Regions from separate parts of the Mus musculus genome. Here region 2 is linked to region 1. A link is a loop called in an ENCODE intact Hi-C map of the cell type or tissue named here. Cell type or tissue: left cerebral cortex. All regions are shown on one strand.

Region 1 (8,000 bases):
GACATCCATTATTCAGAATTCCTGCAGGGTGCCACTGCTGCTATTTTTGTTTTTATAACACAGCAGTTGTTGATTTGCTAAATTAGTATCAAGTAGAGACAGCACTGCATAACAAGAATGACTATGACTTAATGCAGGGCAAGCAGGAAGTGGAGGTCCAGCTTATGTTGTGTGTGGCCAGGAGCATACCATCAATACTGGAGAAGCAGCAGCTACACTGAGTCTCACTCTAGGGGAAGTTCTGCAAGCGTCACCCATTTTTCCCACCTCCTTGCCTCCCCACCCAGGACTGGAAACTGAATCTGGGGCACTGTACAATGCCAGACAAGCCCTCGACTTCTGAGCTATGTTCCCAGCCTTCTCTTTTAGTTTTTATTTTGAAACAGTGTTTGACTAAGTTGCTCAGGCTGGCTCTGAAGTCCTTCTGCAGCCCAGGCTGGCCTTGAACCTTTGATCTTCCTGCCTCCACCTCTCAAGTAGCTGAGATTATCAGCCTGCACGACCAGGCCCTGGTACATTTCACTCATTCTTACATGGGCTTGAATGAATGACCCATCAAGGCAGGCCCTCTTTAACAAAGTCAGCAACTACAAAGAGCTGGCGGACAACTGTCAGGGACAACACTGCCACCAGTGTCAGCACACACAAATGCGTCATACTTGCTACCACGGCCTGAAAGTCACAGATCTAACAAACGTGGGGTTTGCAAGTGGGAGGGAGTGTTATAAAACCCAGCTGCAATGTGCATTTAGAATAGTTTATAGTTGTGCAACATGGCCAAATATGTGGAGATGTAAAAAACACAGCATTTGAGAAATGAGGACAGAGCTCTCCCACACAGGCAGAAGCCTGGAGAAGGAAACCAGGACAGGGAGTGAAAGGATCGAAGTTGTTTACCCTGGGGAGAAGTCTGCAGAACAGCCCAACTACAGCTGTAAGACTAAGCAGTTAGTACAGAGAACATGGACATCAGTCAGTCTGCGTATCTAGACACAGCAGAGGGGAGGACCATGTCTTAGAGGAGGAAGAGCTATCACAGAGGTTTTGGGTCAATCAGAAAGGTGTCTCTGAAGATTACTCTTATGTACTAAGACAAGATCCAGAGGGCGCCTGTGGCCTTTGAAACTATGAATAGGACAGCATTCATATGGAATTGTTTAGGGGCAACAGAGCCCAGAAGTGGAGGTCAGCCCTTTTGACTTCTCATGGTTTCTAGCCTTGTTAATTCACATTGGTCCAACAAAATATGAACTGACACCCACTCAGTTTCAGAGGCATTTTGATTAATTGTCTGCAACCATTTCATGAGTGTCTCAAAGGGGAAAGACAAATGACTCCAAAGGAGGCATTGCTCATGGGTTCCTATCTGATAGACAGTTTACTTACCTATTTTAAATAGACCATTTCCTTCCTTATTAAAAAGTAATGGCTGGTTTTTCCGCCCTTGCCTTTTTTATCTCAAAAAAAGGGGTCAAATCTCAGAGTACTTACAAGAGGGAGGGAGGGAGGAAAAAAGCACTCAGAATGGAAACGCAGACAAAATCCTACCAGCAATCTGTTTCCTGCAGCCAGAATCAGTTGTGTTCCATCAGGCTTAAATGCGAGGTCGTAGATACTAACAGGAGACAAGACAAAAAGACAATTAGGAACCGAAATGATGAGGTCTGCTAATGGCCAAGAAAGCAAACTTTATTTCCATTATGAAATGCTATGTGTGTGCTGGGGAAAAAATAATGGCTAAAAATTGTCTCTGGTTGCAAATTCCACTCAACCACCACACCTTGGCAGGCCATTCAATCATGATCTGCTCAGCAGTCAGCTCAGCCCTGGTTTCCTTTCCTCCAGAAGCCAGAAATGATTCAAAGGGTCAGCAGCTGAGGGCACGGGCTCTTCCACTCATGCCATAGAAAGGCAGGACCGCTGCACAGATATTTACCAAGTACCTGTTAGGTGTGAGGCACCAACAGATATGGTAGGGGCGTGGGCTGGCAGAGTCTCTGCCTCTAGGAATTTCCACTTGAGTGGGAAACTATAAAGCAGACACATTGGCCAAGGACTCCCATGGCACCAAGTTTAAGGAATATCCTTTTCACCTTTTAATCTCTCTTGAGTTTTTGATGTTCTTCTACATGTCAGTGAAGGACGGCTGTGTTTTGTTTGCTTGCTTGCTTGCCTGCTTGCTCTCACACTGATGTGCGTGTAACAGTCTTTATGACCAAGGCCCTCTGAGTGTGGGTGACATGAGGAGGAATGCTGTGAGACTGCTGAGGGAGCTGCACGGGAACGGGGCTGCTTTGCTCAGTTCAAGGAAGGCCTGCATTCCGACCTGGGGAAGGGGAGAGGCTCCATGAAGAACAACACAGTATAGGAATGAGGGGCAACTCCCAGGCGTGCAGAAGAGTGGCAGGCACAGCTCTTAGGAAAAGGAATCAAGAAGGAGAGACAGATGGCTCAGAGGTTAAGAGCACTGACTGCTCTTCTGAAGGTCCTGAGTTCAATTCCTAGCAACCACATGGTGGCTCACAACCATCCGTAATGAGATCTGACTCCCTCTTCTGGAGTGTCTGAAGACAACTACAGTGTACTTACATATATAATAAATAAAATCTTTTAAAAAAGGAGAAGAAGAAGAAGTAGTAGTAGTGGTGGTGGTGGTGGAGACAGCAAAGAATGTAAATACTGAAACTAGACTGAACCCTCAGACTATGTCCAAGGTGGTGGTGTGGGGGCTCTCAAACCAACATCACTGGGATTCTTGGATGTCCCAGCCAGAAGAGTCACTATTAAAGAGAATAGTGACAAGGCAGTACGTGTCCACTGTGAAAATATGGCTGGAATAAACCACATGGACTTGTCAATACTCTGAAAACACACACTTTTCATACTATAATAGCCCTTAGTTCTTCAAACACAATTTTATTTCATCTTCACAATAAACCTAACAGGCAAGGACAATTAAAGTCAACCCTCTGTTCAGTGGACTCTACATCTATGAATTCAAATAACTGTTGATCAAAAATATCTTTTAAATTTTAAATATTTTTTTTAAAAATCCCAGCACTAGGGCTTGCAAGATGGCTGAGTGGGTAAGAGCACTGACTGCTCTTCCGAATGTCCTGAGTTCAAATCCCAGCAACCACATGATCGCTCACAACCACCCATAATGAGATCTGACACCCTCTTCTGATGCATCTGAAGTCAGCTACAGTGTACTTACGTATAATAATAAATAAATCTTTGGGCCAGAGTGATCAGGGACTGAGCAAGTGGAATTGACTAGAGCGAGCAGGGCCAACTGGAATGAGCAGAGGTCCTAAATTCAATTCTCAACAATCACATGAAGGCTCACAACTATACAGCTACAGTGTACTCATATACATAAAATAAATAAATAAATCTTAAAAAAAATTCTAGCACTCAGGAGGCAAAGGCAGATCTCTGTGATTTCAAGGACAACCTGGTCTACATAGTGAGCTCCAGGCCAGCCAGAGCTACACAATCAGACCCTGTGGGTGTATATATATACACACACTCACATATGTATGTACACATACATATATGCATGTACACAAGCATGCACTCATGCACACTCAAGGGAAAGCCATGTCTGTAGTGAGCACACGCACTTTCCTCTTATCATAATTCTGTAACCGCAGAGTATGAAAGTGATTTCTGCAGCTCTGCAATGCTATCCTGAGGTGATTTATAGCACAGCAGCAAGTCTAGGCTCTCTGCAAGTCTCTATACTGTCGTATGCTGTCTAAAACAGAGGACTTCAACATCTGTCAGTTTGGTGTCTTTGGGGTTTCTGAAACAACTCCACCATGGTCATGAAAGGACAAAGTGGGCTCTGCTTTATAGACAGTAGCATGGTTCAGGCTGGGACGAAGCCTCACACACCCAGCAAACAGAAGGACCTCAGAAGCCTGGGATCCTAACCACCCTACTGCACTGCCTCTACTCGCTTGGATTATTGCCAGGTATGTCGAATGTTTTTCTCGAATGCTTTTCCAGTGGCTGACATTTATTGAGTACATTTGTTACTGCGTACAGGATACAGTGTAAATGCTCTATTGTCTAAATTCTCTCAACCTCACAACTCTAAGCCTATCTTGCAGATAAGAAAACTGCAAAGTTAAACAACTTGCCTGGAAGTAAACTGCTGCAGAAAAGAGGTGATGCCAGGTCCCAGCAGCCTGGCCCCAAAGCCCACGTGTCAACCCTCAGGCTGTGTAGCCCTCCTTATTGCTACTGGTATATGTCACGGTTGATGAAGTAATTCATAATGGCTTTCTTGCCTTCTCAGAACCACCACCACCAAAAAAAAAGTATTATCATTTTTTATCATTTCTATCATTATCTACATGAATACTCAAGGCATTCCATGTAGAATTTGGAAAGTAACTGAAAAATAATAATTGTGTATATTTCTGGGGTACAACATGATGCTTATATAATATATAAATATATATTGCAGGAAGCTAATTAACTTGTTTATCACCTCATAGACATCATTTACTGCAATGAAATATTAAAAATCTATCCATTAGCCATTTTGAAATATATAACTGTGGCCCTCATGAGGCTGCTGAAATATATTCCTCCACTTTAACTGAAGCCCAGTGCCCTCTGGTCGCCACCTCCCTTCCCCCATCCTCCTTTCTGTAGTTTTAGTACTATGTTATTTACTTCCTGTGTCTTTGTATGTTGGTCATGTGGAGAGGCAGCAAAGACTCCTAGAAGGTTCCTTGAATAAAAACTCTTCACACTTGCAAACAGTTGAGAGCTGTGACAGGGAAAGTGTATGCTAACCCACGTGCACATACCTCCCTCGGCATAATGGAGTAGAGGGGGCGGGCCCACTGAGGAAAGGAAAGGGTACACAGCCTGGCTGACAGAAGCTGAACAAAGGTCGCCTCTCTGGCTTTCCAGCTCAGCATACCACTTTCTGTATCAAATCCTGCCCAAGTTCTGCACTGTCCTTCTTCACTGTTTTGTGGTAATAGACCTGGGCTTCCTTGACATGTTTCACATTCAAAACAGCAAGTGATAGGCTAAAAGGTAGAGGGGAGCTGGGGCCAGGAAAGCTGACCTATCTGAATTTCACCCTTACTATAAAACAAGGTAGAGAGCTGCCTCCTAAAGCCAGGGGTCATGGGCTAGCCTTGTGTAAAGTGCCTGGCATCTGTGAATCTTCATGCTGAGGCATTAGCTCGGAATGGCTTTGCACCCTTCATCTAGTCCTTGGTATGGAAGCTTCTTGCCTGTACACATCTGGATCAGTCATAATGATTCTTGGACCTCTTCTCCAAGAGTTGACAGTTACTGAGTTAGTTCTACTTATATCTGTTGGGGCCAGCTCTTACTCTGGCCCAGGCTAATCTAGGACTCTTTTGTAAACTAGGTTGGCCTTGAACTTATGGTACTCCTCCCAAATGCTGAAATTACAGATGTAAACCACTTCACCTGGCATTTTGCTGTTGTTGTTTTTTACACAGTCTCATGCATGTGTAACAGTCTGGTCTGGTCCCAGCCTCTCCGTTGATGTAGCTGAGGATGACCTTGAACCCCCTGCCTCCACCACTCAACTGCTGGGATGATAGGCAGGAGTTACTTTAGGAGGCAAAGGCATGCTGGGTGCATGTGTGATAGAGAACAACTAGCAGGGGTTGGTTCTTTCCGGAGTACTGTTGGTCCCAGGGATCAAACTCAGGTTGTCTGTCTTGGTAGGAAGGACCTTTACCTACTAAGTCATCTCCATGTTTGTTACTTTATTTGGGCTAAGCCTGAACAATCTTCCCAGATGTTAAAGTTCACATTCTGGATGTCCTGAAGTACTTACAACATACATATCTAACTTGTGATTATGCAATGTCCAACATGGGTGCTGGGAACCAAACTTGGAGCTCCAAAAAGAAGAGCAGCAAACAGTCTGATGCCCAAGTCACCTCTTGCTGTACTTAGAATCTAAACAACTCAGTCTCACTCTCAAGCACCTAGCCTTCTGTATTCGACTGTTTCATAACATGCCTCCTTAATACACTTGTCTTCAACCTGAAGGCAATAACCAAGTTTTATGTTATATGTTAGACCAGGGGCCTGACACACTGATCATAACTGGCAACTTGCCAGGATTTTATGTTTAAACCCCACTCCTGGGTTTTAATAATATTACAACATCACAGACCCCCCCAAATTAGTAAGGATGCAGACTTTATCATGGACTCGCACATTCCACCCAGGGCAAATGCTCTCTCCACATGACCATCTAGCCTCAGCCAGCATACTCTAGGGCTGGAGACTTACTGCCCTCCGTCAGTCTGTGCTACCATGGCAGGCTCTTTCCCAACTTGTCCTCTTTTATGAAAAAGAAAAACTGCATGCTCAGATTTCACTGCTGAGAGATGAGAGGTGAGCCCTGCCAACTGAAATCCTCTGCATACTGAAATCCCAAGGTGCCCTTGAAAGCCACTACAAGGCATACATGCTACCCTGCTTACTCTTTCTTGTCTTCCCCCGACAATCCCATATTGAGACCCAAGACTTCCCTCTACTTTTTTTGAGACGAGCTCTCTCCTAGGCTGAAGTTCTCCTAGTCTTAGCCTCCTGAGTAGCAGGGATTTGCAATCTCAGACAAATTATATCACTTCATTAAATTTTTAATGTGGTGCTAAGAATTCTGGGCCTCACACATGCTGGGCAAGCTCTCTGCCACTGAGCCACACCCCTAGCTTCCTCAATCAATCACAATATCTCTCAATTCTAGCTAGCCTGCCTGGAATAAGGTGGGCTAGCCTGCCTGGAATAAGGTGGGCTAGCCTACTAAGGCACTGTGGTTGAGATGAACCTAGAGCAGCATATTGAAGGAAGGAAGAAAGATAAAAGTTCAGAAAGAAAAAATTAAGAGAGAAAGCATTTAGAGGTCAGGAGATAGCTCACTGGGTAAAGTGCTTGCTCTGCAAGCAAGCATGAAGACCTGAGTTTAGATCCCCAGTATTCCAAGTAAAGCCTGAGCCAACAAGTCAAACCTGTAACCCCAGAGACTAAGATGGGCAAACAGGCAGGTCCCAGGGGCTTGATGGCTAACCAGTTTAGCTTAAATGGTGAATTCAAATTCACCGTTGAACCCTTATCTCAAAAAAATAAGATTTAAGAGTACTCTTTACTCTCGTAGAGGGTATGGGCTCCCAGCTCCTACATGGTGGCTCACAACTGTCTGTAACTCCAGTTTCAGGGGATCTGATTGCCTCTTTTGGCATCTGCTGATACCAGGCACTCAGGTGGTGCCCAGCATACATGCAGGCAGAACACCTACCTACATAACATAAAAAATAAGTAATAAAATAAGGTGGACAGAAATAGAGGAAGATACCAATGCCAACCTCTGACCTACCCATGCCCATGCACAGTCAAGTTCATCTGCATACATACATGCATGCACATTCCACACACACAAAGAAAGAACAAAAGAGGGGGAGGGGAAGTAAGAGGGAGAGAGGAGATGGAAAGAATAAGTTAAGAAGGATCTTTGGGTAGGAAAATGGAGTTTTTGGCTAAGCTCCAAGGCATAATCTAAATGTTAGCAAGCCTAGAGGCAAGAACGCCAGGGGACCACCCAGCAAAAGACATGGAAGGGGTCACTCTGGGTTTATGAGGAGCAGAGCAACAGAAGCACAGTATCAGGACCTGAGTGAGTTCTTTTGCTGGATGAAGAACAGACCAGAAGCACAAGCACAGAGCAGGAGCCTGTGACTGAGTCGGGGCGGGGCTAGTCAGGGCATCTGGGATGGCTGGATTCTATCTAGGTGTGAGTTTTGTTCTGTTTCCTTCCATTACGTCAGCTGGCATATGTAGCCATCATCAGGCTGCTGGCCTACAGAATCTCTGCACCTCCTGCTCTAATAGACTGCTTCAAATCTGTAACAGCCCTAAAAGCAGGTAGCCAGTCCTTACTGGTCTTTCATTCACTTATTCCTCCATGAACACACACACATCTACTC
Region 2 (8,000 bases), 51 kb before region 1:
TGGTGGTTCACAAAATCCCTTCACTATTAATTATACACCGAATCCTCAGGACAAAATTCTAAAGATGGAGAACAGCCCCACCCCCCTTACATGAGAATGATGGGCTTTTCCAGGTAGAGATAAAACATCATGCCCAAGGTCAAAGAACAGAAGCCAGCCCAGTACTGAACCCACCTTAAGCTGAGTGCTTTCAGATACCAACCTCGAAAGATCTGGCTCAGCTTGCAAAACCAGACATTTATAAAAACAAGCCTATGGCTAGCAGAAATTTCCTGCACCCCTCACCACCATGTGGCAAATTTCTGGGGACCCTGGGGCTGCCAGAAGACTAAGTCAGAGCTCTGACACCTGACCATGTGTGAGCATCCAAATGACCTACATCTTCAACCTGCAGAGAAGGAAAGGTCTGGCCTTGGTTCATTCTCATCTTCTATCTCTTGTCTGAGTACCAAGTTACTATGGCGATGGATTCTTGGAAGGGCGACAAAGACAGATGGATAGGTTGATGTGTTTTGCCCAAACATGCAGACACTTCAGCAACTGGGTGCTCTGTAAATGCTGAGGCGGTAGAGAACGCGCTGTCCTTCACAGGGGCTTTTAACCAAGGAGCTCCAACAGGGGACATTTGTTCTGCAGTGTGTCAGGAGGTGGTAACTGCTACCACACACAAGTGTAAATGAGATGCTATGGAATATGACCCACCCACTTCAATTAGGAGACTTTCTAAACAGGCGTAAGAATTAGGCTCCCAGTTGGACAGATCTGATTCAATTCCGGCTCTGCTGCTCGCTAGCTTCACACAGCACATGGAGCCTCTGCAACTCTGCAGGGCTGTTGGCAAGATTCAAGGTTATGCAGGTTAAGTGCCCAGCCAGCACCTGCCACAGCGAAGGCGGTCACATCGCTAACTGATGATGAACGCTGTCGGTTAATGTGCCATACTTGCCTTGGCTTCTATTTCAGATGCCGTCACACCCTGTGTACGGCTCATTTCACCAACAGAAGCACCAAGGGGCAGAGAGGCTGCTTGGCTTGCCTGAGTCAGAAACAAAGCCCATTTCATTCTCAGTAGAGGAAAATGAAGGTGAGACTCTGCTAGACAGCAAGGGCTGCCCTCTCACTTTGTCCTGACAATGTATACCTTGGCTCAATCAAGTAACATCGCTGCAGCTTCCCAGCCAGAGGACTACAGGCAAACTCCTTTATCTCCTTCAACATCAGTTTCCTCACTGGCAAATGTAAATAACCGAGGTGTCCATGCCAGAGAGCATCCCGAAGACCAAAGGGAAGGCACAGGTGCAGGTGCTTTGCAAGGTTAACAGGGACCTGCTAAAGAGCAAGGGCCTGTCTGGGGTCCTGGAAGAAGGTCATGCAATGGGCCCAGGGGGCGTGGCCTCAATGTTCCTGTCCTTATTCTAAAGTCTTTCACTAGCACACACATCATGAGCCAGGATGAAGGTACTTGTCCTGGGACCTGCTGAGGAAGGAAGGGGCCAGGCGGCCTCTATACCATGCCTCAGTAGCCTCCCCAGCCCTTTCACAGTGTGCTGTGTGGCCTACCTTTCTGGGCTTCCTCAAAGCGGTCGTTCTCCGCCAGCCACTGCGCGTAGGGCACGTAGACGTCATCCTTGAACTCCGGGTGCTTCTCACCTAACGCAAAGGCCTAGGAGGAGGAAGAGGCAGTCTTAATGAAGCGGGCCCCCTGCCACCCCTGACAATGTGGCACTTGGCTGAATCTGTTAGGGATGTCATATTTTGCCAGCCTGACAACTCAGAGGGGGAGAGCGTCTCCCCCTCCAACCACCCCCAGCAACACAAAAACAAACCAGCTCTTTGAAAACAAAAGGCAATTAACGGCAATATGCAACCGACTGGATTCAATAACAACACAGTCTGTTTCTGGACCACAGAAGCAGCACAAAATCGGAAACATTTTATTTTGAGGGTTTGCGTGGGCTCCTGTAGCGTGGCAAACAGATTTCTTTTAATTGTAGGCGACACCTAAGGAAACAGGATTGACAGCAGCGTCATCACTAGCTGTCAGAGAGGACTGAGGACAATGTTGCATGGGACTCAGTGACTGCTTCATTAAAGCCGCAGCCCACCTGCCTAGGCAGGAGAGCGGTAGACAGGGCATGGAGGGTCTAAGACATGCTAACTGCCACAGCTGGATAACCTGTGCCTTGAGGAGCTTCCAACCTGGCCTGTTTTTCTTGTCAGTGACCTGTCACCTCAGGAAGTTGAGCCACCAGGAGGGCAGACAGGAGCCAGGCTGCTTATACTTAGGTAGTGCCTTGCTATAGCTCTGTAAGAAGACTGTCATGGCGGGTGGATGGCACTAATTCTCTTCAGGTGACACTCTCTCCAAGGCACAGGCATGGACCCAGGCACAGAGGGGCTCTGCCCTAGCTGCCTAGCCAGCCTTGGCCCCAGGACAGCTGTCTCTCTGATTTGCCTGGCTGATTCTTCTCTCTGGTCCTCTCACACAGCAGTCAAGACTGGGAAGAGGACAGGGGCAGGGAGCAACTGCCCTAGAAATAGCTCTGGTAGCTTGTATCTGAAAAATACGGTTGGTATTTTCTGCCAAAATGCCACATAGGTTTTTAATGCCAGACTGGTTGCCCCTTCTTCAGAGGTGAGCCTGAGGCTGTGGTGCTGGCCAGAGGCAGCTCAGACCAGCAGCAGGTGCTGGGGCTGTCATGCTGACATATCCCTAGTGCCTGTCGTGGGGCTGGCCTAGAGCTGGCACCCTGTATCAGTTTTTCTGAATGAATGAATGAATGAATGAATGAGTGAAAAAAAATGGGAAGTTTAGTGGAAAAGGTCCTCTAGGATATTCTGGCTCAGAGACTTTGAGGCAATGACCTCCATCATGTGGACAGTTTCTCTCCATCTTAGCCCCTACCTGCCCAGCAAGTGTGCTCTCTCTCACCTCATCCCAGCGCTTGGTGTCCACATACAGCTGCACCAGAGACTTCAGGTCCCCGATCTTCAGGTAGGTCTCAGCAGCATAGCCAGGACTGTCCAGCTTCTTAAAGTAGCAAGCACACATGAGCAGGGGCTCCCGTTCAGCCTTGTCCAGCTTCCGAGCAATGTCTATCAACCTGGAGAGGTGGGGAGGACGGCTGTGAGGCCTCCGGTACCCTCAAGGGCAGGCTCTGTGCCAGTTCATTCTGCTCTGTCCAATGCTAATATGCTATGGCCCCTGGGAAGGGCTTCACAGGCAGATATGGAAAGAATGGATGCACCATCCAAAAGCAATGGCAGAGCCAAGAGTGACTGCAACTGGGGACACTGCCCATGCCGTACATCCCTGACCCCAGGAATAAAGCTATCAGGAAGCCCTGGGGTCCACTCCAGATACTGAGGTGGACTCATGAGACTCCGTATCATCTTTCTCACCCTCCCACCATCGCAAACAATGAGATGACTTGAGTTTGAATCTATGTAAGGGTGGCCCAAGACCCCACAGCAGGAAGGGCCGGGGTGCTTGTTCCAGCACTGTCAGGAATTCCCACAGGAAAGTAGAGGCTGGGGCATGAGGCTGCCTCAGCAACTGACACACTGGAGGAAGTGACAAATGTGAGCCCTGTCCTGACAAATGTGTCCTCACTCCAGGGGACGTCCCCAAGGCCCAGTCACTTCCCAATAGTGATCACCTTCCTACTGCTCGCCAGTACATGGCTGGATTCAATGTGGGTCTAGCCAGCCCAGGATTTGGGGTAAAGCAGCCCTCGCAAGGTGAGGAATCTACCCAGCCTGCTTTATGTGAGAACAGAAGAGGCTGTAACAGATCCGAATCTCAGACAGGCGGGCTCAGGAAGGCCTGTCAGTCTGCGCTTAGAATAATAATGGCACCTAAAAATAACACTGCTTAGCAGAAAAAGGACATGTTTTTAGGGGAAGGTAGCACAGGCAGCCCTCCAGAGCCTAAGAGCCCTACCCACCAAACTGACATTCCTAGGGGAGAGGTACCTGGAACTGCCAGGAGAGGGACAGAACAGACTTAATGTCTCTTCCTTCAACTTGTTAAGTGTCCCCAGGGGAACTTAATACATAGCACTTGCAAATGAAACTGAAATGAAAAACTAGTGGGAAAGGTAGAGACCATGCGCCTGCCTGGCTCCCTTAGCATCACCCCCTTTTTGAAGAGAATTCTTGGGGCACAATCTAAGATCTAAGCCTGTGTCTTTCTGATATGATTCCTAAACAAGGGAAGATTGGGGGTAGGGTAGCCACTCAGGTCCCTTGTTGTGGGGCCCACACTCCTGCCTCTCCTCTTCTCTAGGGCCTAACTATGTCATGGGCTAGTATCTGAGGACCACACTGTCACCTCCTAAACAACTAGTAGCCTTTATAAGCTCCCTCTCCTCAGGTGCCCCTTGCTCTGACTCACCTGCAGGATGGGTGCCAAGTCCTAAGATGGAACCATCACGTGGCCTGCCCCCTCCTCCATTCTTTTGTATCTAGCTCCCTCTCTGTTCCAGCTCCTCCATGCTCCCTTGGGACCGACCGCAAGTCATCACCATCCCTGCTGGCCTACTGTGTCTCCTGCCTATGCGCTTTCCCCTTCTACTTGTCTCTACCTGAAGGTTCAGCAAGGCCACTTCATGGAAGGACTCAAGAGAAGATGCCATGGTTCCTCCCAGAGAGCTGGCACCCCTGAGGGCTCTTCTTGTGCTACCTTGGTACCCTCACACTGTGTTAGGGGCTCTGAAACCACCCCTGCCAGCCTAAGGCTTAGCCCTACAGCTCTCCAGATGCTTGGTCCTTGAGGACACATTAATCCCTTGAGGCTTGATTTCCTCATTTGCCAGATGAATGTAGAGATACTGATCTGGAGGCACAAGGGATAATCTGAGGCCTGTAAGGTCAACACAGCTCCTGAGGGGCACCTATGTATGTTCCCTAGGTCCCTACGACCCCCTTCTGATACTCCTCAAAGGCAGTGCTATACCTTGTTCAAGTTCTTTATCTCCCAGAGAACCTAGTCATTTTCATGTTTGGTGCAGATATTGAGAGAAAGCATTCTTCTCTTGTTAGTTAAAAACTCAAGAGTTACCAGACTGCCGAGTGTTGCCAGGCAAGGGCTGGACCTACATGTCTGCCCAGCCATGGCTGCCACAGCTAGAGCTGAACCTACATGTCCACCCAGCCATGGCTGCCGCTGATCTCTATGGCCTTGGCGTGCTCCCCTGCTGAGATGTACATCTCCACTGCAGCTTTGGGCTCATTGATGTTTCTGGCCCAGTCGGCCTGCTTGGTGATGAGCATCTTCGTTTCTTTAGGGTCTCCAGATCCAAGGAAATCCTGAGGAAGCACAACAAACAAAACCGTTCCGGACTAGGACTTCCTGTGCCAGCATTACGTCAGCTCCAGCCAGTAGGGGAGGGAGGGCTTCACTTGGCTGTGCAAAGGAGCAGGATGCAGGAGAGCCCGGCTCTGTGTGATGACTGTGTGTGGGTTAGTCCCAGGTGTCCAGGAAGGGAGTGTGCTTCTGGGGCGCAGGGACATGTCAAGGACTGTGCCCTCCCTGTCTCCTTCCCTTCACACTTGTTCTAAACACCTCACTGACTCTGCGGGGAGGGGGCTGGGAGTGGTTAATTTGTGACCTCCACACAGTTGGGTAGAAACATGACTGTCTGGGAAATTACAAATACTAATCCTATAATCACTAGTCACACTGAGATGCCATCAGATGCCCCAGACTGGTGCTGCGCACATGGTTTAAACTTAAGCACACACAGTGATGCAGAGTTCTGCGCTTGGTCCCTTGTGCCTTCCTTTGCTGCCACACTGAAGTGCTTTTCTCATCTCTTTTCCTCAGATGTTCTGTGGCCTGAACTCGGCTTATTCTGTTGGCTTTGCCCCTAAGATATGTCTATGACAGAGCTGACAAAACACTCCTTGATTCATCCCCACCCCCTCTTTTTTTTTTGAAGCAGGGTCTTACTGTGTTGCTCTGGCTGGCCTGGAACTCAGAGAGATCTGCCTGCCTCTACCTCCCAGTGCTGCCCAGTGGTTCATTCTTAACTGAGTGACATCAGATCTTGCAGAAGGGATGACAGGAGCCACAGATGAAAGAAATAGTCCTTTCTGGGGATTCAGAGACTGGGCAGGGCCAGTCCTTTTACCCCAGTGACGGGGGTGTTGCTCAGGTCACGACCAGCTGTCTCTCTAAGTTCCCACCAAAGCGCACCAGACACAGCCTCAGAATGTTGCCTCCTTTCAGGACAGAGCTGCCACTGTTGAAGCTGCCTCAGTGCTGACACTTTTCAAGGTGGGGCTTTTCAAAATGGGGAACTGAGAGATAAAGAGCAGATCTGCATTGTGAGAAGTGGTTTGTCTTAGGAGAACATACCCTACAGAGAGTGCTCTGTGTCAACCTCACTAAGTATAAAAAAAGCATTCCTTTCCTTGAGATTAACACTCATTTGTCAGGAAAGTGCAGTCAATGCATGCAGAAACCCACTTGAACAATTAGCTCATTTCTTTTTCCGTTCGCTTTCAGGGTAATTATGTAGCCCCTAAAACCATATATTAGGTTGGTCTAAGACAACCAAATGATTCAGGAAGGGGAGGAAGGGCATCTTTTACCTGTTACAGAACAAATAAGGATAGGGTCACCTACAGCTGTCCTCTGCCTCCCCTTGGGGCAGAGAGAGAAGAGGCTGGAGCGGCCATGGAGGACACCTAGCTTGGGCTATTACAGACACACTTCCCTCTTGGCAGTTATGATGACATCAACTCTTCATGCACACAGAGCTTTCCCGCTCAGCTAGCTGCATAAGGTTAGCAACAGAGACGGGCATGATAAAAGCACAAAACTGTCCTTCAAAGGGACAAGTGAGTGCTCAGTGAGATAAAATAGGGAAAAGGTCAAAGGCCAGGGGCCACAATGGGAGGCACCTCCCCATGTGAACCATGTGGGCACACAGCTCACTGGGACAGGAGGCACACCTCCTCCACCCCAGCAGCCAACGGAGAGGCTGTGACTTAACTCAAGCTGAGTCTGAACAGTTCCTTCAAAGCTCAACCAAGTGGGGTTTCAAAGGCGTTTTGGTTCTATAAAGCCAATTTACACGTTATCTGGGGGCCACAGCAAAGACTCTGTCCTGGAGTGGACAGAAGGAGGCCGTGCAGAGTGATGAATGAGACTGAACAAGGTTCTCATACTCGGAGCTCCTGATAAGGACGCACTATGCAAGAGTTAAGAGCATTATAATCCCCTTATCACCACATAAACATGTCACTTGTCCGGAAAACATACAATTTATTTGTACGTGGGAATGTAATTTAAAATTTTTCCAAAAACCAGATTGAATCTTGGGAAGCAATTTCAAGTAAACAAAAACATGCCATGTTAATAAGCACTGTATCTCCCACCCCCAACATAATGTGTATGTGTGCACACATTTCCCAAATGCAGACTACCAAGCCAAGGTGGGATGTGTGTGTGTGTGTGTGTGTGTGTGTGTGTGTGTGTGTGTGTGTGTGTGTGTGCAGGCTTGAGTTGGAACCAACATGCTGGGAATTGTGGTCAAGAATTAAAATCAAAACAAGCCCAGAGTATTTAACTTCATGGAGACCCACACCAGATGGAGTGTATGAGCAGGCTGCACTGCTGGGTAGAAGGCCATGGGTTCAGGAAGTGCAGGTGAACGATGAAAGGAGCCAAGGGGCGGGGGTGGCCAGAGAGAGGTCTAAATGCATCCACCCTGGAGTCATGCCTGGCCCTCCACTTCCCTAGTATGTGCGTGTGTGCGTGTGTATGTGTATGTGCGCTGGAATTGAGCCCAGGGTACCTGTTCTACTACAAAGGAAGGCACATCCTTGGATGTGGATTTAATTCAGTCACACTCCTCATCTTTCTTTTTTCATATTTTATTTTATTTTATTTGACAGGGTCTCTCTATGTGCCCCTGACTGTCCTGGAACTCACTCTGTAGACAAGACTTTCCTTGAACTCACAGAGATCTGCCTGCCTCTGCCTTCTGCAT

Evidence for each region. Hi-C counts contacts between places; a loop is a spot of excess contacts. Peaks named below come from ENCODE experiments on the same cell type or tissue, not always from the same donor. Only the 100,000 strongest peaks of a DNase experiment are listed, where the experiment ranks them.
Region 2: it touches region 1 in a loop (2.4-fold over the local background); 2 of 42 quality-filtered maps call a loop at or near these places.

What each region holds. Positions count from the first base shown.
Region 1 is chr6:115,856,330-115,864,329 of GRCm38, reverse strand. Ift122 (intraflagellar transport 122) reads right to left here. Exons shown (of 29, transcript NM_001167763.1): 2 at 1,549-1,615. Among named protein-coding and RNA genes, the nearest start is that of Ift122, 6.8 kb to the right of the region's middle. In left cerebral cortex, no CTCF peak of the experiment used is centred here; DNase peaks (open chromatin) are centred at 1,565, 1,833, 4,826, 7,796 and 2 more places; H3K27ac peaks cover 2,941 bases.
Region 2 is chr6:115,907,535-115,915,534 of GRCm38, reverse strand. Ift122 (intraflagellar transport 122) reads right to left here. Exons shown (of 29, transcript NM_001167763.1): 18 at 5,144-5,310; 19 at 2,933-3,104; 20 at 1,561-1,663. Among named protein-coding and RNA genes, the nearest start is that of Rho, 20 kb to the left of the region's middle. In left cerebral cortex, a CTCF peak has its summit at 3,963; DNase peaks (open chromatin) are centred at 561, 1,920 and 3,842; H3K27ac peaks cover 2,578 bases.